3 separate regions of the Mus musculus genome follow, and regions 1 and 2 are each linked to region 3. A link is a loop called in an ENCODE intact Hi-C map of the cell type or tissue named here. Cell type or tissue: gastrocnemius. All regions are shown on one strand.

The links. A loop is a pair of places that touch in the nucleus more often than their neighbours do. Peaks named below come from ENCODE experiments on the same cell type or tissue, not always from the same donor. Only the 100,000 strongest peaks of a DNase experiment are listed, where the experiment ranks them.
Region 1: it touches region 3 in a loop (4-fold over the local background); 25 of 42 quality-filtered maps call a loop at or near these places.
Region 2: a loop joins it to region 3, with 2.3 times the contacts of the local background. A loop is called at or near these places in 6 of 42 quality-filtered maps.

What each region holds. Positions count from the first base shown.
Region 1 is chr9:23,216,573-23,224,572 of GRCm38, reverse strand. Bmper (BMP-binding endothelial regulator) reads right to left here and starts at 1,497. Exons shown (of 15, transcript NM_028472.2): 1 at 800-1,497. The coding sequence starts at 932. In gastrocnemius, a CTCF peak has its summit at 4,517; DNase peaks (open chromatin) are centred at 1,173, 1,380, 1,911, 4,543 and 1 more place; H3K4me3 peaks cover 2,693 bases; H3K27ac peaks cover 1,797 bases.
Region 2 is chr9:22,912,356-22,920,355 of GRCm38, reverse strand. No RefSeq gene overlaps it. Among named protein-coding and RNA genes, the nearest start is that of Gm36685, 74 kb to the left of the region's middle. In gastrocnemius, a CTCF peak has its summit at 3,348; a DNase peak (open chromatin) is centred at 380.
Region 3 is chr9:22,705,241-22,713,240 of GRCm38, reverse strand. The region is part of intron 19 of Bbs9 (Bardet-Biedl syndrome 9 (human)); the gene reads right to left. Among named protein-coding and RNA genes, the nearest start is that of Gm39309, 96 kb to the left of the region's middle. In gastrocnemius, CTCF peaks have their summits at 3,040 and 4,106; DNase peaks (open chromatin) are centred at 3,728 and 4,097; H3K27ac peaks cover 1,044 bases.

The DNA.
Region 1 (8,000 bases), 510 kb before region 3:
ATAGATCGGTTTTCTGTTTTCAGTTGATTTAAGCACATATTTAATACCACTAGTGCTCTGAAAGATATCTCAACTGCACATGGACTAACACACCAAACTAGGCACTAGGGAAGATTTTAAATTTGAACGAAATTCAGGACTGTGTCAAAGAACGGGCCTTTCAGGTGGATCTGCCAACTGTTGTGGGTTGAAATGCAATCACTTTTTGAAGCGCAATCTCTTTCCTCTTTAAAATATTCTCTTTTCTGCACCAGGTGTCAGTAAAGCATGTCCTTCAAAATAGAAGCCGAGGTCTTCACCTGCCTGAAAACCTGTAATTATCATATCATGCTATTAGTAACCTTTAAAAATAAGATCGCTTCTTTACATTCAAGGTCTGGAAAGTCATGTTTTAAAGATGCTGCCTAGCACCGTGGATTTATTGGAATCCTATGGTGTTGAGAAAAGAGGATGTGCGGGAAACGGCGCGGTCTTTTCCTTAATTGCACAAGAGTGGCTACGATTAAAACAAGGATTGGGGAAAAAAGATTAAATATAAATCAAGGAATTTCCCAACTTCATATAGCAGGGTGCCTATTAGCACTCTGTCAAAGGTAGCAGTCTCTCAGTCCCCCATCTCTCTACCTCTTCATAGCCTTCCCATCCCTTTTCTCTAGGCTTCTCCGCATCCCCACCGCCCGCGAGAGTCAGGCAAGGTGCGCGTTCCTCGTCCTCTCATCCCCGGTCTGCCAGTGCCTCTTCTCCCAAGAAACCACCCAGAGTCCCGGAGGACTGGTCCCTCCCGCCCCCACCCCCCTACCTGTCAGGAAGGAGGAAGCCAGAGACATGGGGACCCCGGAGCAATTGAGCAGCAGCAAGACGCAGCAGGTAATCCCAGGCGAGCGTCGGCAAGGACGCTCAGCCAGAGCCCTGACGCTGAAGAACCAGAGCATCGTCACCTGGAGGGAATCCCGGGCGACTGCAGGTCCCGCGTCGCCGCCTCTGCTCGGCAGCCGCTGCTCGCAGTCAAAAGGGCTGTGGGCCGGCGTGCCGGGAGACAGTCGGCTGAGGGAGGCGGGCGCCCGGAGCGGCGGGGGAGGAGTGGGGGCGCCCCGGGAGGAGGGGTCCTGCGGCCAGCCTCGGCCAATGCGGCGGCTTTTTTCTAAGGGAGTTGCTCTCAGCGGGTTAGCCGTCAGCCCCTCCGCGCCAGAGCTGGGCCGGGAGGAGGGGTGGCTGAGCGGCGGGATCTGGGGAGCGGCGGCGGCGACTGCCGAGTGCGCTCGCAGCTCTGGAGCCCGGCTGAGCTCCGGCTCCCGCACGCGCAGCTCCGGCCCGGCCCCCGAGCGCGGTGTCCGGCCCGCGCGCTTGCTCCGTGCGGGACCGAGGGGCGTACTAGGCTCTGCGCGGAATCCGCAGGGTCGCACGAGGGACTACGATCCTGGCGCCGGAGCTATGCCGGCTCAGAAGCGACAGCGGCGCACGCGAACGCCCAGCCAGGCGGTCTAGCCCAGCCCCGGCCACCGGCCCCGGGGCGCTGCCGGAGCCTGGAAGGCGCGTCTCCAGCGCCCTGCGCACCGCCTCCTCCCGCGCAGAGGAGCCGCCCCCAGCAGGGATGCCACTACCCGCTAGCGCCCGGAGCAGAAGACCCGGCGCTTCCCGCTGCCCCAGCTTCGGAAGGAGCCACGGATCGAATGCAGGAGGGTCCCTCAACTTTCCACAGCCCTTTGACTCCCTCGGGCAAAGGCGGGGGACTCACGAGGCTGAGGGGACAGAGGGACGAGTGACCTTGGAGATCAGGTTCCTGTGCTTATGCCTCTGTGGGCCTGACATTAGGGAGGACAGAAGTTGGAGCGACAGAAAGGGTCGGCTAATGCACGCACAACGGCCAGAGCCTTTCTCCCTTAAAGCGTGGATCGGTGGCTCAGACTCCGCCCTTCCCAGCCGGAGCTGCCCGGGCCAGGGAGGTGCGTTAGACTAATCATTCATTCACTCGCGGGCCAGGGAGGGACCGCTGCCGCTAATCTCCACGCAGGCCGCCTTCGCGGCGGCCGCCCAGCAGGGCACGCGGTGGCAGCCGCTACCCTGCAGCGTTTCTTGCTTGGGCGGCCCTGATGTCCCCCAGTCTCGGTCTTTGATCCCCTCGCCCCGCCACCCGGTACCCGCTGAGTCCCAGCATCCCTCCCACGTCCTGCCCCCCCCACACACACACACACCCGCCCTACACGCACCCGCCAAGCAGTGCCTGGCTCTACTCAAAAGGGGTGCTAATCTAGAAAAGAGAATTTTTATAACTACATTGGGAAGGTGCCAGGTGAGAGTGAAAGGTGCTTGGAACCAATGATCAGCTAGCCTTCTTTGGAGCCTACTGTGATCACATGCTCCCACCCACACGAAGAACAGCCAGCCAGCAGGTGCCCACCCCACATTAGTTCCTGAAGCGCCTTGTGGATCCAAACTCTAATTGCTGACAAGCCTAGTTTTCCCCTAGTCTCTGGCCAGTTTTAGGTAGCATTTGTAGCTGTAGTGAGAAACTCCTTTGACAGTCCTCAGATACACTCCTCTAATGTCACCACATTTACCTGCCCCTGCCTGCCATCCGCATGCTCATTTGTTTTTTTCTAGAGATTTAAAGGGTGCTTTTAGTGAGTGCATCGTGGCCAACATCCCAACACAAGGACCACATCTCTGTGACGTGGACAAGTGGGAGGAAGGAACGCTGTCATTAGCTTAGCATGCTCCATTTCCCTCTCAAAACAGATTTTGTGTAAAATTTAAATTAAAAGAGACAAGAGACAATGTGGTTACATGTTTCCCCCAAATAACACCATGGCTAGATGCCTTGAAAGTCAAAGTGTTGATTGAATGTTTCGCTGACTCCCTGAGTCTACAGAAATGTCAAACTGTATACACAGAGAGAGAGAGAGACAGAGACAGAGTTTTACTTCCCATAAGAACTAATTAGAAGAAAACCTAAAAGTTAAAAAATAATAATTGCCACAGAAAAGTACATTCAGTAGGAACCACTGTCCCTGCTCTCTAAAATGATTCTCCTTCAATAAAGTCTCTAGATAAATGTAACCTTTATAATTCAGGTAAGGAACATGAATTTTTGGAGATCCTAGGAGACCCAGTGTTCCCTCAGATGTCTGTAGACTTGGCTACATGTGCACTACAAAACTGCAAGACACCTGAAGAGCATGCCTGCCCCTCTGACTTGCCTCCCTTGGCCTGTCTCCTCAGTGTGCATGACTAATTTTTTTAGGGGGTGGGGACTTCTACCCTCTATGTGTGTGGCATTTCTACTATGGGTGGCTAGGGAAAAAAACGGGAAACCTTTTCACCAGCCTTGAAGTTGTGAATGAGAAGGTGGACAGAAGCCTCTGGAAACTCAGCTCTTCCTATATCACAGCTCACAGTGACCTCCATTTCAGAAAGAGCAAGCTATCCCCAAAGGCTCATCGGGGACTCCTGCAACCCCCATGCAACTATTGGTATTGTTACTCCAGAGTAGCAAACTCTCTCAGCTGCCAACTGGTCCCTAAGCCAAGCTGAGATATTCCAGGGTCACACAAGAAGAGATATGGGGGAAGGAAAGAGGGAAGACAAAGAGGAGGAAGAAGAAGAGAAGGAGGGGGAGGGGAAGGAGGAGGAACCTATCAAAGTCCCAAATATTGGCTGGAATCCAAAGGAGAAAAACAAGGTAGGGTAGGGATGTTTGCCTTGACTTCTGACATTGTTTATGGGTAAGGAGGTAATGGGGCCCAAACTCAGGGCCTAGCCTAGGCCCAGATCTGCAAAGTCTCAGTCCTTGCTCCATGAAATAAGCATGTGACCTGGCCACATGTAACAGGAGATATGTCTTAAGGCATTCTCACACCTCTCAAATCACAGCCTCAATTCCCACCGAAAAATGCACTGAACATGCAATTCAGGAGTTTCAAGAAACTTCCAGAAATCAGCTCACCTTCTCCACAGCAGAGAAACCAGACCTCTCCAAAGTGAACAGAAGAGCCTGTGACAGCAAGCACTAATTGTCCGTAAGTGTAGGAGGGTTGCACTCACAGATGGCACCTGCCTGGGTAAACTGAAAATGGTGAAGGACTGATCCACAAAGGCCCTAATCTGATGGGGCAAACTTAGAGACTGTGGAGAATGTGAACAGCCCAGGGCACATTTCCTTAGAAGAGAGGTTGTTTTTGCAGGCATGGTTAATGCTCTGGATATTTGGTAACTTTGGAAAGTATCATTTTTATATCTCCAAAAGGGTTTGGAACAGCAGTATGGATTGTGCCCACAGATTTATTATTTCTCAACCTCTTTATTGATAGCCATCTGATTCTTGCTAGGATAAAATTGAAAATACTCCTGAGGAGGTTTGGTTTGGTTTGGTTTGGTTTGGTTTGGTTTGGTTTGGTTTGGTTTGGTTTGGTTTGGTTTGAAGCACTAAAGATCTCAGAGCATACAATGGACTTCTTCAGCTTTACCTTGAAAGTCAAATGTCTAGGCTGTCAGAGTGGCTCAGTGGCAGAGCAGTTGCCTGACACACAGGAGGCGCTGTGGTCAAAGGGTGAGAAGGCTAAGAGCTAAGAGAGACAGGGTGTGCCAGGGCCACAGGGCGTGATAGTGGCAGAGCCCATTAGCAGGCTTCTGCCGGCTGGTAAACATGGCACTTCCCATTACAGATGCTCTGCCTTCTTGGATGATGAGTCATGGGAATTACAGGAAGAGGCCATGGGATATTTCAGATATGATGCAAATGAAAGTTATGGTGCTGGCACAATAGTTACTTAAATATTTATGGAACTGAACTGGACCCAAATATATGAGTTGTTTGACACCATAAAAATCCTGGACACTCCCATGTGTCCCTAGCGGAACGGTGATTTTATTCTCAGGTCACCTGACTACAATGTTTAGGGACTGTGCTGACTTCTAGGTTGCCTACTGGAGTGCTTTTGTTACTCATCTTTCAGAGTGGCTGGGACCCATGGAAGCCATGAGTTGTCTTATAGATTATAGTAGTAGGATTTCCTGTAACTCCCAAATGTCAAAGGCTTTGAAAAAGCATGATAAAAACTCAATCATTTGATCATTAGCCGGATCCTTTTGCACAGAAGCATTTTCCCCATATCTTGTCACCATAAGAACTGCATCCTTCACAGCATGCCCATACACAAAGCAATGCTTTAGGATAAACTGATAATACCAGAACTTTTAAAAACACCAATTGCCCTGAAATAACAAAACCATTGCTTTGTTTACTCGTTTTATTTCAGTTTGACTCAATACTGTAATAAATGTGATTCCTTTACCACCTGGCCCTGACCCATTGCAACCCCCATGTTCACCTTTGCCTCCAGCATAATGGAGCCTCATTACAGACGATGTAGAAAGATGTGCTGGGACACACAGTGCCTGCTCAAGGAAGTGCCTATGAGCTAAATCAGTGCCATTAAAGGTCACACATTTACCAGTTTGGCAAACAAAATAAAGTTAGTGTCATCCGAAGACTTGTATCTTTTTAACCCCTAAAATACTCCCATGTATGGATACACTGCCAGGGACTTGCTTTGAGAAAGAGTCCTCTTACTCCACTTTTTGCCTGGAATTTACCTTGCAAGCTTTATTGACACCAAAAACTGTAACTCCATCTTGAAGAAGTAAGGAATTGACAAAAGACTTTGGCTCAACCCAGGGAATCAGGATGCCAAACTAATACTTTTCTCCTGTTGGTCTATGCTTCACTAACTACATCCTGTCAGTCTTCCTTGCAGTAAACATCAACAGAGGAGAGAGAAACACTATCTCCAGTCGCTGTTTGCTATAGACATAGAGAGAATGGTCCAACATTGTTAACGGGGGATGTGTACCCCAGATTGCTATTCAGTGTGTGTAAGCTCTGGCCACATCTCAATTTCTGCTCTTCCCTTCTTCCTTAATCTAGAACCTGTAATGTATTCAGTGCTTCTGAGGTATGAACAGTAAAGGTCACTTTTTTTTAGTCTTTCCTGTAGTCATACTAATCACCCTAACTTATGCTGCTCCCATGATTAACTTCTAGCCAATGAGGCAGCAATATAAAGTGTCATTAAAGGACAGACATGTTCCCCTGTCTTTACTTCCTGCTGATGGCGGGAATCCATCTATAGTAAGTATTTGAGACTTCAACAACCATCTTCTGTTGAGAGGGAAAAAGCCCAAGGAACATAGTATAGCTGAGAAGAAGATTAGACTCTGATGCCGTGAAATATAATGTAGGTTTGGCCCCTAGCTTACCTGAATGAGGGGAAATGCATATCTACCATGCTCTATTCCTTGTTAGTTTTTTTTTATTTGTGTTTGTGTGTGCATATGAACATGTGTACAAATGAACCACCCATGTATATGTGTGTAAAGACCGGTCTGCGGTAGTCCATCCCTATCACTAATTTCTCCTGATATAGGGCTCCTCATTACCCCTGCACCTCAGCTAAGCTTGAGATCAGTTCCTACTGTCCACCTGACTCTGTCCCTCCCACTAAGGTCACAGAAATTTAAGGCCAACCCTGGCTTTTTATTTAAGTGCTGGAATGTGAAATCAAGTCATCATACTTGGTCAGTAAGCCTTCTTACCCAGTGTAAATCTCCCCAGAGTGATGCTCTTTGTTTTAAATAGTCTTGATATTTGCAAAGCTGTGTTGGTATTGTTATTTACAATTGCCAAGAGGTGATAGTAAGTCAATGTCTAGCAAGGGTAAATGATAAACAAAACATAGTGTGTATACACAGCGTGTGCATGGCACAGCATATATGTAGTTTGGTGTGTGCACAACACTATGTATGCATACCATTGGATGCTACACAGGTTTTAAACAGAAACAAATGTTTGTTTTATGCTATTATGTAGATAAAACACAAGACATTATTCTAAGTGGGAAAAAAAAAACAACTTCCCAAGGACATATACTGTTATATGTGGGGACATACAAAAGCCAGAGATTTTGTGTGTGTGTGTGTGTGTGTGTGTGTGTGTGTGTGTGTGTGTGTGTGTAAATGTCAATGCCATGTGGGTGCATGCAAAGGCCATAAGGCTCATGTAAGAATGAAATCATAGAATCAGGCACAGAATGGAGGCTGCAGAGTCTGTGGCAGGGAGTATCTTGGAACTGTTAATGGGTATGGAATTCTAGCTTCTCAGGGCTAGAGAGATGGCTCGGCAGTTAAGAGCACTAGCTGTTCTTTCCGAGGACCTGGGTTTGATAAACACCACTCACATGATGGCTCACATCCATTTGTAATTCTAGTTCCAGGGAATCCAATCCCTTCCTGACCTCCATGGATATCAGGTAAGGTCAAGGTGCACAGACAGACAGAGAGGCAAAACACTCCAATACATAAAATAAACAAAGAAGTCTAAAATTTTTTTTAAAAATCACATTTCTATCTTTGCACCATGAAATAGCGTCCTGGATCTGGGAAGATGGCTCAGTGGGTAAAAGTTATGAGAACCTGCGTTCTGATCCTAGCATCCACATTAAGAACTGATGACAGCACTAATCTATAACCCAGCTCTGGGAGAGTTGACCAGGCAGTTTTTGGAGACTTGCTGACAAACAGTCTAGGTAAAATGGCAAGCCTCAGTTTCAACAAGAGACATTGTCTCAAAAAAAAAAAAAAAAAAAAAAAAAGAGAGAGACAGCGATAGAAGATATTTGGTGTCAACTTCTGGTCTTTGCATGCACCCACATGGGAAGGGACACTTACACAGACACTGCGCACACACAGACTCTGGCCTTTGCATGCACCCACATGGGCATGGACATACACATTTTACACGAATGCATACACTACATGCATTTTACCACATATTTAGAATTTTTAAACTTTATTTTTGTTTTGTTTTGTTTTGTTCTGTTTTTTAGATAAGGTTTATCTGTGTAACCCTGGATGTCCTATAACTCAAAGACCCACCTCCCTCTGCCTCCAGAATGCTGGATTAAAGGTGTGAACCACTACTGCTCAGCTTAATCTTTAAACTTTTA
Region 2 (8,000 bases), 210 kb before region 3:
GAAGATTGAATCTCCGAGTTAAGGAACACACCTTTAATCTGGGCTATGCCTTTCATCTGGGATTAAAGGTGTGGTGGAACACACCTTTAATCTGGGCTACACCTTTTGCTGGAGACAATATAAGGACATTGGAAGAAGGGAGTCTAGCTCTTGCTCTTGCTCCTTTGCCTGCTTGCTGCGTGAGACTGAGTAACTGCTAGATCCTTGGACTTCCATTCACAGCTGCGACTGAACAATTGTTGGGAATTCGGCTGCCGACTGTAAGTCATCAATAAATTCCTTTACTATTTAGAGATTATCCATAAGTTCTGTGACTCTAGAGAACCCTGACTAATACAATCAGTAAGACTGTCAGGGCTTGGTTCCCACCCCTGGGATGGATGCCAAGTTGGGCCAGTTGCTGGATGGCCTTTCTTACAGTCTCTGCTCCATTTTTATCCCTGCATTTCTTTTAAATCAGATATACTAAATCTAATAAAAAAGAAAGTGGGAAATGGCCTAGAACACATGAGCACAGGGGAAATTTTCCTGAACAGAACACCAGTGACTCAGGCTCTAAGATAACAATTGACAAATGGGACCTCACAAAACTGAAAAGCAAAGGACACAACAGCAACCTGCAGATTGAAAAGATCTTCACTAACCTGTTGCAATTTTTTATTTGTTTTTTCTTTTTTAGGAATTTCTTTTTTTTTAAATTGGGTATTTATTTCATTTACATTTCCAATGCTATCTCAAAAGTCCCCCATCCACTCCCCCACCCACCCACTCCCATATCAATTTTTCTTGTTTTTTTTTTAATTGAAAAAAAATAAACACGCTACAATATATTCTGATCAAGGTTTTCCCCTCCCAGATTCTCCCCATTTCCCTACCATGAAACTCAATGCCTTCTTTCTCTCGCACTTTAGAAAACAGCAAAAGCACCAACAATAAAAACCAAACCAGAATAATAAGCACAAAGAAAAAAACACAAGAAGCTCACACACAAATCCCATAAAAACATAAAACTGGAAACCATAATACACAAGGAAAAGGTTTTTTAAAAAATGCCTAAAGCAACATCAAACAAACAAACCTCCAAAAATGTTTCCAGTGTCTGTTATGATGTCTCCCTTTTCACCTCTATTTTTTACCTGTTTGGTTCTTCTGTCTCCATCTTTAAGGGTTTGTTTTGTTTGTTTGTTTTTGTTTTTCAAGACAGGGTTTCTCTGTGTAGCCCTGGCTGTCCTGGAACTCACTCTGTAGACCAGGCTGGCCTCGAACTCAGGAATCCTCCTGCCTCTGCCTCCCAAGTGCTGAGATTATTTCTTTTCTCGAAGAATCAACTCTTCATTTTCTCTATTCTTTGTATTTTTTAGTTGTTGTTTCTATTTTATTAATTTCAGATAGCGCTTGATTATTTCTTGCCATCACCTCCTTTTAGGTGTTTCATTCATTTGTTCATTCATTCATTCATTATTGTTTTTGAAATGTAAGCACTTAGTTCTAGAAATTGACTAAGAATTACTTTCATTATGTTCCATAGATTTGGGTATGCTGTGTTTTCATTTTCATTCAATTCTAAAAAGTTTTAAATTTTCTTCTTATATTTTTGGTTGTGAGACTGGCCTTTAACAGCTGGGCCACCTCCTGAGCCCTTATTTGCTTCTTAATTTGTCCTAATTTTTCTTTTTTTTTTTTCCATTTTTTATTAGGTATTTAGCTCATTTACATTTCCAATGCTATACCAAAAGTCCCCCATAGCCACCCACCCCCACTCCCCTACCCACCCACTCCCCTTTTTTGGCCCTGGCGTTCCCCTGTACTGGGGCATATAAAGTTTGCGTGTCCAATGGGCCTCTCTTTCCAGTGATGGCCGCCTAGGCCATCTTTTGATACATATGCAGCTAGAGTCAAGAGCTCCGGGGTACTGGTTAGTTCATAATGTTGTTCCACCTATAGGGTTGCAGATCCCTTTAGCTTCTTGGGTACTTTCTCTAGCTCCTTCATTGGGGGCCATGTGATCCATCCAATAGCCGACTGTGAGCATCCACTTCTATGTTTGCTAGGCCCAGGCATACTCTGACAAGAGACAGCTATATCAGGGTCCTTTCAGCATAATCTTGCTAGTGTATGCAATGGTGTCAGCATTTGGAAGCTGATTATGGGATGGATCCCCGGATATGGCAGTCTCTACATGGTCCATCTTTTTATCTCAGCTCCAAACTTTGTCTCTGTACCTCCTTCCAAGGGTGTTTTGTTCCCACTTCTAAGGAGGGGCATAGTGTCCACACTTCAGTCTTCATTTTTCTTGAGTTTCATGTGTTTAGGAAATTGTATCTTATATCTTGGGAATCCTAGGTTTGGGGCTAATATCCACTTATCATTGAGTACATATTGTGTGAGTTCCTTTGTGAATGTGTTACCTCACTCAGGATGATGCCCTCCAGGTCCATCCATTTGGCTAGGAATTTCATAAATTCATTCTTTTTAATAGCTGAGTAGTACTCCATTGTGTAGATGTACCACATTTTCTGTATCCATTCCTCTGTTGAGGGGCATCTGGGTTCCTTCCAGCTTCTGGCTATTATAAATAAGGCTGCTATGAACATAGTGGAGCATGTGTCCTTCTTACCAGTTGGGGCATCTTCTGGATATATGCCCAGGAGAGGTATTGCTGGATCCTCCGGTAGTACTATATCCAGTTTTCTGAGGAACCGCCAGACTGATTTCTGTTAAGTTTTCATGAGTTCAGAAGCTTTCTGTAGTTGTTGTTGTTGTTGTTGATATACAGCTTTAGTTTGTTGTGGTAGTCACATAGGATGCAGAGTGTTATTTCACTCTTCTTAGTTATATCTCTTTTCTTCTGTCTGTTGAGACTTGCTTTATGACCAGGTATGTGTTTAATTCCAGAGAAGGTTTCAATGAGCTACTGAGAAGAAGGTATATTCTATTTTTTCTTGGGTGAAATAGTCTGTAAATGTCTGCTAGGTCTGTTTGTTTTGTAGTTTTAACTCTAGCATCTTTCTGTTTTAGTTTTTGTCTGGATCACATATCTATTGGGAAACTGTGGAATGAACTCACCAACTATCACAGTGTGAGGATCAATATGTGATTTTTTAGTTGCAGCATTTTTTATTTTCTTTTTTTAAAATGAACTTTGGTGCCCTTGTGTTTGGAGCATAAATGTTTAGAATTCCATTATCCTCTTGGTGGATTTTTCCTTTGATGAGTATGCAGTGTTCTTCTATAATATCTTCTGATTATTATTGGTTTGAAGTTTATTTTGTCAGACAATAGGGTACACTTGCTTGCTTCTTAGGTCTATTTGCTTGAAATATGTTGTTCATTCTTTTACCATGAGGTGGCATCTATCCTTGATGATAAGATATGTTTCTTAGATGGAGCAGAAAGATGGAACTTGTTTTCTTGTTTTCTAATCTAGTCTGTTAGTCTGTGTCTTTTTACTAGGGAATTGAAACCATTAGTGATTAGTGTTTATTCATACCTATTATTTTTGTTGTTATGGTATGGGTTTTTCCACCTCTTTTGAGTTATTGTTCTGGGATTACATGCTCCTTGTGTTTTCTTGGGTATGGTTAACCTCTTCAGGCTGATATTTTCTTTCTAGCATTTTCTCTAGAGCTGTATTGGTGGATAGATACTGCTTAAAATCGATTTTTAAAAAAGATTTATTTATATATTATATGTAAGTACACTGAAGCTATTTTCAGACACTCCAAAGAGAGTGTCAGGTCTCGTTACAGATGGTTGTGAGCCACCATGTGGTTGGTGGGAATTGAACTCAGGACCTTTGTAAAAGCAGTCAGTGCTCTGAACCACTGAGCCATCTCTCCAGCTCTAAATTTGATTTTATTATGTAATGTTTTTCTTTCTCTGTCTATGATTGATAGTTTTGCTGAGTATAGTAATCTGGGCTGCTGTCTCTGGTCTCTCAGGGTTTATAGAACATCCATCCAGCCCCTTCTGGCTTTCAGAATCTCCTCTGAGACATTGGGTATTATTCTACTGGGTCCACTTTTACATGTTATTTGGTCTTTTCCCTTGCAGCTTTTAATATTTTTTTTTTGTTCTGTAAACTTAATATTTAGACTAGTATGTGTCATGGGGAATGCCTTTCCTGATTCAGTCTCTTTGGTGCTCTGTATACTTCTTGTGCTTTCATCGGGACCTCCTTCTTTAGGTTAGGGAAATTTTCTATGATTTGTTGAAAACATATTTTGCACCTTTGATAAGCGTTTCTTCTTCCTCTATTTCTCTTATTCATAGATTTGGACTTCTCATAGATTACCCGATTCATTCTCTCTCTCTCTCTCTCTCTCTCTCTCTCTCTCTCTCTCTCTCTCTCTCTCTCTCTCTCTCTCTTCTTCTTCTTCTTCTTCTTCTTCTTCTTCTTCTTCTTCTTCTTCTTCTTTTCTTTCTCTCTTTCTTTCTTTTTAGATTATTAGATTCAACATGTTCTTTAACTGACATACCTATTTATTCAAAGGCATCTTCAGATTCTCCCTTCTATCTCTTTTACTCTGTTGGTAATGATCATATATGAGGCTCTTGTTTGACTTCCTAAATTTTTCATTTCCAGTTTTATCTCTCTTGGATTTTAATTAGTGATTCTATTTCTACTTTCATGTCTTAGATGATTTTCATTACTTGTAGTATTATTAATCTCTTTACTGTCCTTGAACATGTTCTTTTATTGTTTTTTTTTATTAGTTATTTTCTTTATTTTCATTTCAAATGTTATCCCCTTTCCTAGTTTCCCCCTGAAACCCTCCCAGCCCCTCCCCCTCCCCCTGCTTACCAACCCACCCACTTCCTGGTCCTGGCATTCCCCTACATTGGGGGATATAACCTTCACAGGATAAGGGCCTCTCATCCCATTGATGATGGCTAGGCCATCCTCTGCTACATATGCAGCTAGAGCCATGAGTCACACCATATGTTTGTTTGTTTGTTGTTGTTGGTTTTTTTTTTGGTCGGTGGTCTAGTCCCAGGGAGCTCTGGGGGTACTGGTTAGTTCATACTGTTCTTCCTATGGGGCTGCAAACCCCTTCAGCTCCTTGGGTACTTTCTCTAGCTCCTTCATTGGAGACCCTGTGCTTCATCCAACGGATGGCTGTGAGCAGCCACTTCTGTATTTGAAAGGCGCTGGCAGAGCCTCTCAGGAGATAGCTATATCAGGCTCCTGTCAGGAAGTTCTTGTAGACATCCACAATAGTTTTGTTTGTGAATGTTTCTTGTCTTGGTGTTTGTTTATGAGATGGATCCCGAGGTGGGGCAGTCTCTGAATGGTCTTTCCTTCAGTCTCTGCTCCACACTTTGTCTCTGTAACTTTTTCCATGGATATTTTGTTCCCCCTTCTAAGAAGGATAGAAGTATCCACACTTTGGTCTCCCTTCTTCTTGAGTTTCATGTGTTTTGTGAATTGTATCATGGGAATTCTGACCTTCTGAGCTAATATCCACTTATCAGTGAGTGTATACCATGTGTGCTTTTTGGGATTAGGATACCTCACTCAGGATGATATCCTCCAGATCCATCCATTTGCCTAAGAATTTCATGAAGTTGTTTTTAATAGCTTGAGTAGTACTCCACTGTAAATGGACCACATTTTCTGTAGCCATTCCTCTGTTGAGGGACATCTGGGTTCTTTCCAGCTTCTGACTATTATAAATAAGGCTGCTATGAACATAGTGGAGCATGTGTCCTTATTACATGTTGGAGCATCGTCTGGATATATGCCCAGGAGTGGTATTACAGTAGTACTATGTCCAGTTTTCTGAGGAACAGCCAAACTGATTTCCAGAGTGGTTGTCCCAGCTTGCAATCTCACCAGCAATGGAGGAGTGTTCCTCTTTCTCCACATCCTTGCCAATATCTGCTGTCACCTGACTTTTGATCTTAACCATTCTGACTGGTGTGAGATGGAATCTCAGGGTTGTTTTGATTTGCATTTCCCTGGTGACTAAGGATGTTGAACATTTCTTTAGGTGCTTCTCAGCCATTTGGTATTCCTCAATTGAGAATTCTTTGTTTATCTCTGTACCCCATTTTTAATAGGGTCATTTGGTTTTCTGAAGACCAACTTCTTGAGTTCTTTGTATATATTGCATATTTGCCCTCTATCAGATGTAGGATTAGTAAAAAACTTTCCCCAAACTGTTGGTTGCCTTTGTGACTTATTGACAGTTTCCTTTGTCTTACAGAAGTTTTGCAATTTTATGAGGTCCCATTTGTTAATTCTTGATCTTACAACCCAAGCCATTGGTGTTCTGTTCAGGAATTTTTCCCCTGTGCCTATATGTTCAAGACTCTTCCCCCCACTTTCTCCTTTATAAGTTTCAGTGTCTCTGGTTTTATGTGGAGGTCCTTGATCCACTTATACTTAAGCTTTGTACAAGGAGATAAAAATGTCTTTTTTAGCTCCTTTGTCAAAGATCAAGTGACCATAGGTGTGTGGGTTCATTTCTGGGTCTTCAATTCTATTCCACGGATCTACCTGTCTGTCGCTGTACCAGTACCATGCAGTTTTAATCACAATTGCTCTGCAGTACAGCTTGAGGTCAGGGATGGTGAATCCACCAGAGGTTCTTTTATTGTTGAGAATAGTTTTTATTATCCTAGGTTTTTTTGTTATTCCAAATGAATTCGCAAATTGCCCTTTCTAACTCTGTGAAGAATTGAGTTGGAATTTTGATGGGGATTGAATGGAATCAGATTGCTTTCAGCAAGATAACCATTTTTACTATATTAATCCTGCCAATCCATGAGCATGGGAGATCTTCACATCTTCTGAGGTCTTCCGCCATTTCTTTCTTCAGAGACTTGAAGTTCTTATCTTACAGATCTTTCACTTCCTTAGAGTCACGCCATGGTGTTTTATAGTTTTTGTGACTATTGTGAAGGGTGTTGTTTCCCTAATTTCTTTCTCATCCTGTTTATCCTCTGTGTAGAGGAAGGCCACTGATTTGTTTGAGTTAATTTTATATCCAGCTACTTCAATGAAGTTGCTTATCAGGTTTAGGATTTCTCTGGTGGAATTTTTGGGGTCATTATATATACTATCATATCATCTGCAAATAGTGATATTTTGACTTCTTCCTTTCCAATTTGTATCCCCTCGATCTCCTTCTGTTGTCTAATTGTCTGGCTAGGACTTCAAGTACTATATTTAATAGGTAAGGAGAGAGTGGGCAGCCTTGTCTTGTCCATGATTTTAGTGGGATTGCTTTGAGTTTCTTTCCATCTGGGTTGATGTTGGCTACTGGTTTGCTGTATATTGCTTTTACTATGTTTAGGTATGGGCCTTAAATTCCTGATCTTTCCAAGACTTTTATCAAGAACCAGTGTTGCATTTTGTCAAATGCTTTCTCAGATGATCATGTGGTTTTTCTTTTTTTGAGTTTGTTTATATAGTGGATTATGTTGATGGATTTCTTTATATTGAACCATCCCTGCATCCCTGGGATGAAGCCCACTTGATCATGATAGATGATCGTTTTGATGTGTTCTTGGATTCGGTTTGTGAGAATTATATTGAGTATTTTTACATTGATATTCATAAGGGAAATTGGTCTGAAGTTCTCTTTATTGGGTCTTTGTGTGGTTTAGGTATCAGAATAATTGTGGCTTCATAAAATGAATTGGGTAGGATACCTTCTGTTTCTATTTTGTGGAATAGTTTGAGGAAAATTGGAATTAAGTCTTCTTTGAGGTCTGATAGAACTCTGCACTGAACCCATCTGGTCCTGGGCTTTTTTTGGTTGGGAGACTATTCTTTAGGGGATATGAGGCTGTTTAGATCATTATTCTGGTCTTGATTTAACTTTGGTACATGGTATCTGTCTAGAAAATTATTCCTTTCATCCAGGTTTTCCAGTTTTGTTGAGTATAGACTTTTGTAGTAGGATCTAATGATGCTTTGGATTTCCTCAGGTCCTGTTGTTATGTCTCCCTTTTCAGTTCTGATTTTGTTAATTAGGATACTGTCCCTGAGC
Region 3 (8,000 bases):
CATTCTTGTTGGCGCTCTCTGGGCCTTTTATTTCTAAAGCACATGCAGGTTTGAAGTTTATCAACTTGGAAAACAATGGAGGGAAACGTTATGCTTTGGGGGGCACCTTCATGGTGCCCTTACTTGCTTCAGACAATATGAGGCCCTACTAAGTATCTCAGCAGAGGAAGCCCAGCCAGACCCCTATCACAGCCCTACACACAGTGGTTCTAAGGCCAAGTGCTGCTCCTACTCCAGCCTGCAGACCACTGGACTGAGGGAGGACCGGTGCACACATGCCTTTGTTGCCAATCACGTGGTCCAAGCAAGCTTGCTAAAGCTTTCAACCCTTGGCCAGCTGCTTCTGGAATCTATCCAACTGTCTATATCTTCCTACAGGCTGTGCTTCTTGGCTCCAGACCCTCACTGTGACCACTGTCCTGGCTGGTTAGGAAGTGCCACTCATGTCTAATGAAGAGTCACGTACTGGGTCATCCTGAGTAAGATTTCTTCCTAGGCATTTCTGTGCCAGCCTTATTTCAACCAGATAATCTATTGTACAGATTGAATAGTTAGAGTCTATTAATTATATGTTCTATAAAAATTAAGTTTCTCTGATAGTCAGCTCTTTTGTCTTTTGCCAAATATAGTACTTTGACTCCTTTCTTTACAATGTATTTTCCATTATCTATGAACACGTGTGCCTGTCTGTGCAGAGTCTGTCATGTGTTACCTATGAACACGTGTGTCTGTCTGTGCAGTCTGTCATGTGTTACCTATGAACACATGTGTCTGTCTGTGCAGAGTCTGTCATGTGTTACCTATGAACACGTGTGTCTGTCTGTGCAGAGTCTGTCATGTGTTACTTATGAACACATGTGTCTGTCTGTGCAGTCTGTCATGTGTTACTTATGAACACATGTGTCTGTCTGTGCAGTCTGTCATGTGTTTTTTATGAACACATGTGTCTGTCTGTGCAGTCTGTCATGTGTTACCTATGAACACATGTGTCTGTCTGTGCAGTCTGTCATGTGTTACCTATGAACACATGTGTCTGTCTGTGCAGAGTCTGTCATGTGTTACCTATGAACACATGTGTCTGTCTGTGCAGTCTGTCATGTGTTTTTTATGAACACATGTGTCTGTCTGTGCAGTCTGTCATGTGTTACCTATGAACACATGTGTCTGTCTGTGCAGTCTGTCATGTGTTACCTATGAACACATGTGTCTGTCTGTGCAGAGTCTGTCATGTGTTACTTATGAACACATGTGTCTGTCTGTGCAGTCTGTCATGTGTTACCTATGAACACATGTGTCTGTCTGTGCAGTCTGTCATGTGTTACCTATGAACACATGTGTCTGTCTGTGCAGTCTGTCATGTGTTACCTATGAACACGTGTGTCTGTCTGTGCAGAGTCTGTCATGTGTTACTTATGAACACATGTGTCTGTCTGTGCAGTCTGTCATGTGTTACTTATGAACACATGTGTCTGTCTGTGCAGTCTGTCATGTGTTACTTATGAACACATGTGTCTGTCTGTGCAGATTCTGTCATGTGTTACCTATGAACACGTGTGTCTGTCTGTGCAGAGTCTGTCATGTGTTACTTATGAACACATGTGTCTGTCTGTGCAGTCTGTCATGTGTTACTTATGAACACGTGTGTCTGTCTGTGCAGTCTGTCATATGTTTGTAGCTCTCTTAGAGGCCACAAGAGGGTGTTGGATCCCAGAGCTGGAGTTATGGCTAATTAAAAGCTGGACAATATGGGTGCTGGTACTCAAAAGAGCAAAATGTGCCTTAAATCATTAAGCCATCTCTCTGGGCCTATGTGCTTCTTTTCTTAAAGTATCATAGCATAAATAAAAAAATAATATTATATAACATTTTTAATTCTTTGAGAATTTCACAAGATGTATGTAGCATATTTTAACAATTATTCTTTTTAAAGTATGAGTTGGAGTAAAATAAAATCCCTATTTTCTTACTTAACCAATATATTTTACAGTTCCAAGCATAAAGTATCACCACTGTGAAATCACACACTATTATCATATCTTGCTTTCTCTCTAAAAAAACAAGTTGGCAGAAAACAGAAAGGAAAGCTTCTCTTAGTAAATTACTAATGCAAGAAAAAGTCAGCTGCTCTGCAATGGCGAAGCCTGATTCGGTGGCATGTTTCAGTCTACAGCGGTCTGTAGATGAGATCTCACCACAGGGTGAGATGAATCTCCTGCACGGCACGGCGAGGTGATGCAGTATGTCATACGTCTTCCCAAAAGCAGCACAGCCTAAAGCATAGCAGCTCCTAAACCTGCAGCACCATCAGTTCATACATGACTCATATGTACAGAGCACCATGCACTCATACATGACTTATATGTACAGAGCACCATGCACTCATACATGACTTATATGACTTATATGTACAGAGCACCATGCACTCATACATGACTTATATGTACAGAGCACCATGCACTCATACATGACTTATATGTACAGAGCACCATGCACTCATAGATGACTTATATGACTCATATGTACAGAGCACCATGAGCTCATATATGACTCATGCGCATGAGAAAAATACTCCAAGCACAATAAACTAAATGGTCTCATTTAAAAGAATCTGTACTCTTAGATTTTATATGTAATAGCACACATTCACAAATCTGGATGTCTATATACTAAATTGAAATTATATAGCTTTAGTGGTAAGATTTGGGTAATTGCTATGTCTTTCTCGTTATCTGTATTTTCTGATATAGAATTCTCTGTCCATGTCAAAATACGCCATGCTGATGCTTCCACACTGTATGGCACCATTGCCACGTTCCTTCTTCCTATGCTGCTGGCAAGCAGAGAGCATCTTGAGTCTCGGACAGGCAGGGGACAGGCAGGGGACAGGCAGGGAGTATCCTGACAGCAGCTGTACACAAGGAGCCCGCTCCAGGTCTCTGAGGTTTCCATCGATTTTTCTTAAATGTGAAATTCCCATGTGTTCTTACACTTCAGTCTAAGGAAAGGCACGAGCTTGTTTTGCAACCACTGGCTTTTGCTGCACTCTGCTGGAACATTCCCTGATGTTCTCCACGATCACTAAGTATGCCTAGATCCTGCTACAGCTGAGGAAAATGGTCTCATAGACAGTTACATATTTCCAGGGTCAGTTAACAGTAATAAAAGGGTTGGAGTTTACAAGCACACACCAAACATTTGTTCACGTGTTAAAGAATGGCTGTGCACATTGATTATGGTAAGGTAGAGGGGGCATCGTTAAACATTAGCAGTTCCTCTTTTGTACAATGCACTTAGCGATAGATTTATTTTTCTCAGCACTTCTAAGCAAGCTGAACAAATCTACCTTCAGTTACCACAACAGTGCAGTAAATCCCTGGACACACCTAACCTGACTCTTAGGAAGTGTCAAGGTCACCTGCTTCTTGTTGTGTTTTAATCTGAACTGCATTAAAGCAGGTCATTTTGCAGTTTACTGGGAAGTAGCCAAGTGACTAATACCTGCTTTATCCAGTGACCAGCACTCAGGTCTCAATCGCTCGCTCAATACACCCCCAAACACCCCAAAACACCTGCAGTCAATAACCAGTATGAAGCTTGCTTGGTGAAAAGTAATCTACGCGGCCCCAAATTCCACAAAACCGTGGAGAACCCTCCACACTACCTGTGCAACAGACCAGCCCCGGGCTGTGCTCCGGGCTGGACTCTCTCCACACAGAGGAAAACTTCACCTCAGCCGCCTTGGACGTTGCCAACACAGATTTGGCAAGTATCCCGGTGGAGAAAATACTTCTCGATTTTTAACTAATACCTGCTTAAATTTTGTTTTGGCCTCATGGCCTGGAAAGAAAAGTCTGGAATGACCCCGTCTTTTGACTTTATAATCTGCATAAATCTCTCAAAAAGAGGCTTCACCAGGAAACTTTCCGTGGAACATTTCATCTACAGAGAGAGAGAGAGAACTCTGTGGCTGTCCCAGCTGCACCTCAGAGCACAGTGAGGAGACTGCTCTGCCTTAGGACAAAGGTACAAAGCGCTGAGCGGCTTCAGCATAGATCCCAGGCGAGGCCTCACCCAAGCTGGCAAACACCAACTGCACGCTAGCACCCCCAAGTGTCAGGTGCCTGGCCAACAGCAAGGCCAAAAAACCCAGGGCCAAAGGAGCTCAGTGTTAGGGCCTTGCCGGTTTTGTTTTGTTTTGTTTTGTTTGTTTGTTTCCGTGAATGACTTTTACAAAGCAGCTCTGTGTCTAGGGGAAAGTCACTACCCTGCCAAAGAGGACAGCCCTACTTGCTAAGCGCTTAGGGATCGGTGGTCACAGGAAATCATCAGCGCCTGCGTGGGAAAGGCACCCTAGCTTACAGAGGAAGAGATGGGGCCTCAGAGCTTCAACAACCTGCCCACAGCCACAAAGATGGACAGTGCAGACACAGAAACCCAGGTTCATGGAACCCTGGAATCTGTCAACCACACCAAGCTGCACTGTGACCCTGGCTCTTATCCCATCTCATCTATGAGAGGTTGGAAGAGGTCATTATATATTCGAGGCATCTCTCTATTCCTCCTTTAAGTGAATTAACTAATTTCCAAGACCTCTTCATATTCAAAATATCTACTATTTTTAGTGTCTGTTTATGTCTTCCACCTGCCCTTACACTCATTTTCTTCGATGTAGCATTGGGAAATAAATTAACCAGTCTACACTAGTCAAAGGTAATCAGAGAAGTTTTGTGTGTCTGACACTCTGGTACTGAGCATAAAATCTGTAATTATCAGTAATATTCCTACTGAACTTGACTGTTACTGGATTAGACTAGTTATTGAGTAAAGGCAGGCTAAACAAAATGTCCACTACATCTAAGGGACATAACCTAGTTTGTAAGACTCCATTCCCTAAAGCTGTTTATTATTTACTTGACATAATTTTGCAAAAAAAATAAACATTTATAATCAAATAAGGGGAGGAACTTATATCATACTATCACCATTAAAACCTGGTTTAATGGCATCCTGTATTCATTATTTATCACAAACTCTAAGCATATTTACACAATAAGGTGACACGAATTTAACTAAAAAAAATTATTACATTTATAAAGAAACAACATGATGCTTTTGAACAACCTCCCATTTCCGTCAACTTATTTAATTATTAGTGACTTCAAAGGAAAAGAGACATTTCTAAAATCCATTTTTCTCAAAAATGTATTATTTTATCTCACTATTGATGTATAATTTAATTAAAGCTCCAAGCCCACATTTTTCTTTCTAAGTGGCAGGCATTTTCATTAACTAGCACATAGTTAACCCATTGTCACAGTCCCCTAAAACAGCCCACATGGTGGGGAATAATTAAGGTAGCTAGGGGAAAGGTCACTTAAGACTTCACCATGGTGTGAGCTCAAATTATAGGTTTGAGCAAGCCGGGAGGACCAATGCTCGGGAAAATGTGCAATCTTAATGGAATGCAGAACAAATGAACGTTTTAACGTGTGATGCTACTCGGTTGCATAATGGGATTTTGTTGAGTGCTACAGGAGGCAGAAAATAAAAGTAACCCTGCAGGGTATGCCTGTTAACTGCTTCAGGCTCGGGGCATTATTGGCTCACTAAATGGGCACATAATAACATGAAAGACTGGTTCTGCCCTCTGGTTGGTGCTTTTCTGTTGGTTGCTCTTTTTTAAAAGACTGGGCAAGACCAAGCCTTTTAGGAATTTGTTAGCTTGTTTCCCAAGTTTATTCTCTAGCCTGAGGAAGAGGAGCTCGTGACCAACGCCCTCTTGGCCTTCCGCCCTAATCTATCATTAAGTCAACCAGAAAGGTGGCTACAAGATGCGTTCAGACTGAGCCCTCTCCACACAGACCACCACCTTCTGTCCCTGCTGACCCAGGAGCCTGCAACTCAATCCCTGCCTCCTGCTGGTGAAGTAATAACCATCGGCCTTTGTTTTCATCCAATTAATTGAGTGAAAATGGCTTCCACTGTGAAAAGACCCTTCATGACCCAGCTCCAACTCTAAAACCTGGCACAAAAAAAAAAGAAAAAAGGAAAAAGGAAAAAGGAAAAAGGAAGGAAGGAAGGAAGGAAGGAAGGAAGGAAGGAAGGAAGGAAGAGAGGGAGGGAGGACGGGAAAGGAGGGGAAAGAGGAGGAACGGAGGGAGGGAAGGGGGGGGGGAGACTGGATCACCAGCAGCGTAAGCTTCAGCCCTGTGAGTCAAAGAGTCACAGTGTCAGACACTGGGGACACATTCAGTTTCCCAGGAGAACTTGCTCTTTAGCAGTCACTTCTTGTTCTCATTTTGAAGGGTGAAAACATACCCATTAGCCTTTAGGTAGGCAGAAGTCTTTCCTCAGTAGACACAGGCTATGTCCTGATGACATGCACAGCCAGAAGCATTCTTTAGTGCAGAGACATATTAACAGATAAGCATCCAAAGAAATTAGTATCGTGCTTCTCTCCAGACCAGCAGATTTCAGACAAATCATAGGACCTAGCAGTGAGTGTCTGTCCAGTGCCTCATGTAGGCTCGCCATCAGAGAGTTTAACCCTTACTACAGGAAAGTACCTACAATGAAAGAGTGAACACAGATCCACCATTGATCTCTCCTCATCATGTGTCAAAGGCCGCAAGGCACGTGTCTGAAAGCAAGGCTAGGGCGAGCAGAAAGAAACAGCACTAAGGAAGAGCCCACTTTGATTGGCACAGAGGCCTGCGAAGGGGCTCCCCCTAGCCAAACATGTACCAGTGTTCTTAATGCTATACTTAATACTTACTAATATAAGTAATCCTTAATACTTAAGTCTTTGACAGGCTCTGCTAACCATGCCTGACGTCTGCCTCAGAGCCTGGGTGGAACCTTGGAAATGCCAGGAAACCCAGGACATGTAGGTAATCAGAATAGGAGTTGGGATAGAAATTACCTGCTAATAGACCTTGAATTATATTGAAAGCATGTCTATATGGAGTAGAAGACTGACTGTCACCAACATAGAAATAGGAAATGCTAAGAGGAGGAGTTCCCTGACTTTAGCTACAACATTCTCAATGTGTTTGTCAGTAAGGGAATAATACCATAAGAGAAATAATGCTATAAATGTTATTTCTTTCACAGAACAGTCCTCAAAAAATCTCATTTAGCCTACCATGTGTGAAAATGGAATTGAACTGGTATACATTTGAAATAAGAAATAAAAAATTGTATTTTTACAAGTGACTTAGTATATTATTCACCCTAAAATAGTGTTATGGATTTGACTCCAAATCTACAAATCAGCTGTAAAATACGGTGCCTACTCTCTAGCTTCCAGAGTGCCACACTTCCTCTCCCAGACTAGATTCCAAACTATTGAGGAGAACAACCACTTCAAATATATTTCCTCCCCCTTCCTGACACCCTGCCCAAGGTCCTAAACAAATAGCTACTGCACCAACATAAATAAATGAAAAGTTCCCCTAAAAGAACCAGAGGAGTCAATATTCCTACTCCCCTAGTCACACAAAGGAACGTGGACACTGGGGCTTCAGTGTCAAAAACAAAAAGACAACTGGTGATCTGTCCGTCCCTCCCTGCAGTCCCACACGTGTGCTGGTGCCACGGCTTTCTACAGTTAGACTGCCTGTAAATTACAACCGCCTTGGCGATAAAGACTGTCTGCTTTGGCTTTGGCTGCTGCTGCAGCCTCAGTGACCTCATGTAGACACCCATAATTCAGCAGCCTGGCATGTAGCAGGTCAGGCACGAGGGTGACCACCCATAATGCCATCATGAATAGGATAAGGACATGGTAGTTGTGAACTTCCATCAACCTGGGCTGCATATCAAGGTACTGTTTAAAAAAACAAAAAAGAAACAAAAAACAAAGCACATTAAAGGCACAAATAACTATGATCCCTAGATAATCACAGCCCCATCCCCCAAGGTCTACACTGGTTAGTAGCAGATTCTGAGCCCTGAAATCTACAGTTTGTTTTACACTTTTATCAGTGCAGACTTTTAAA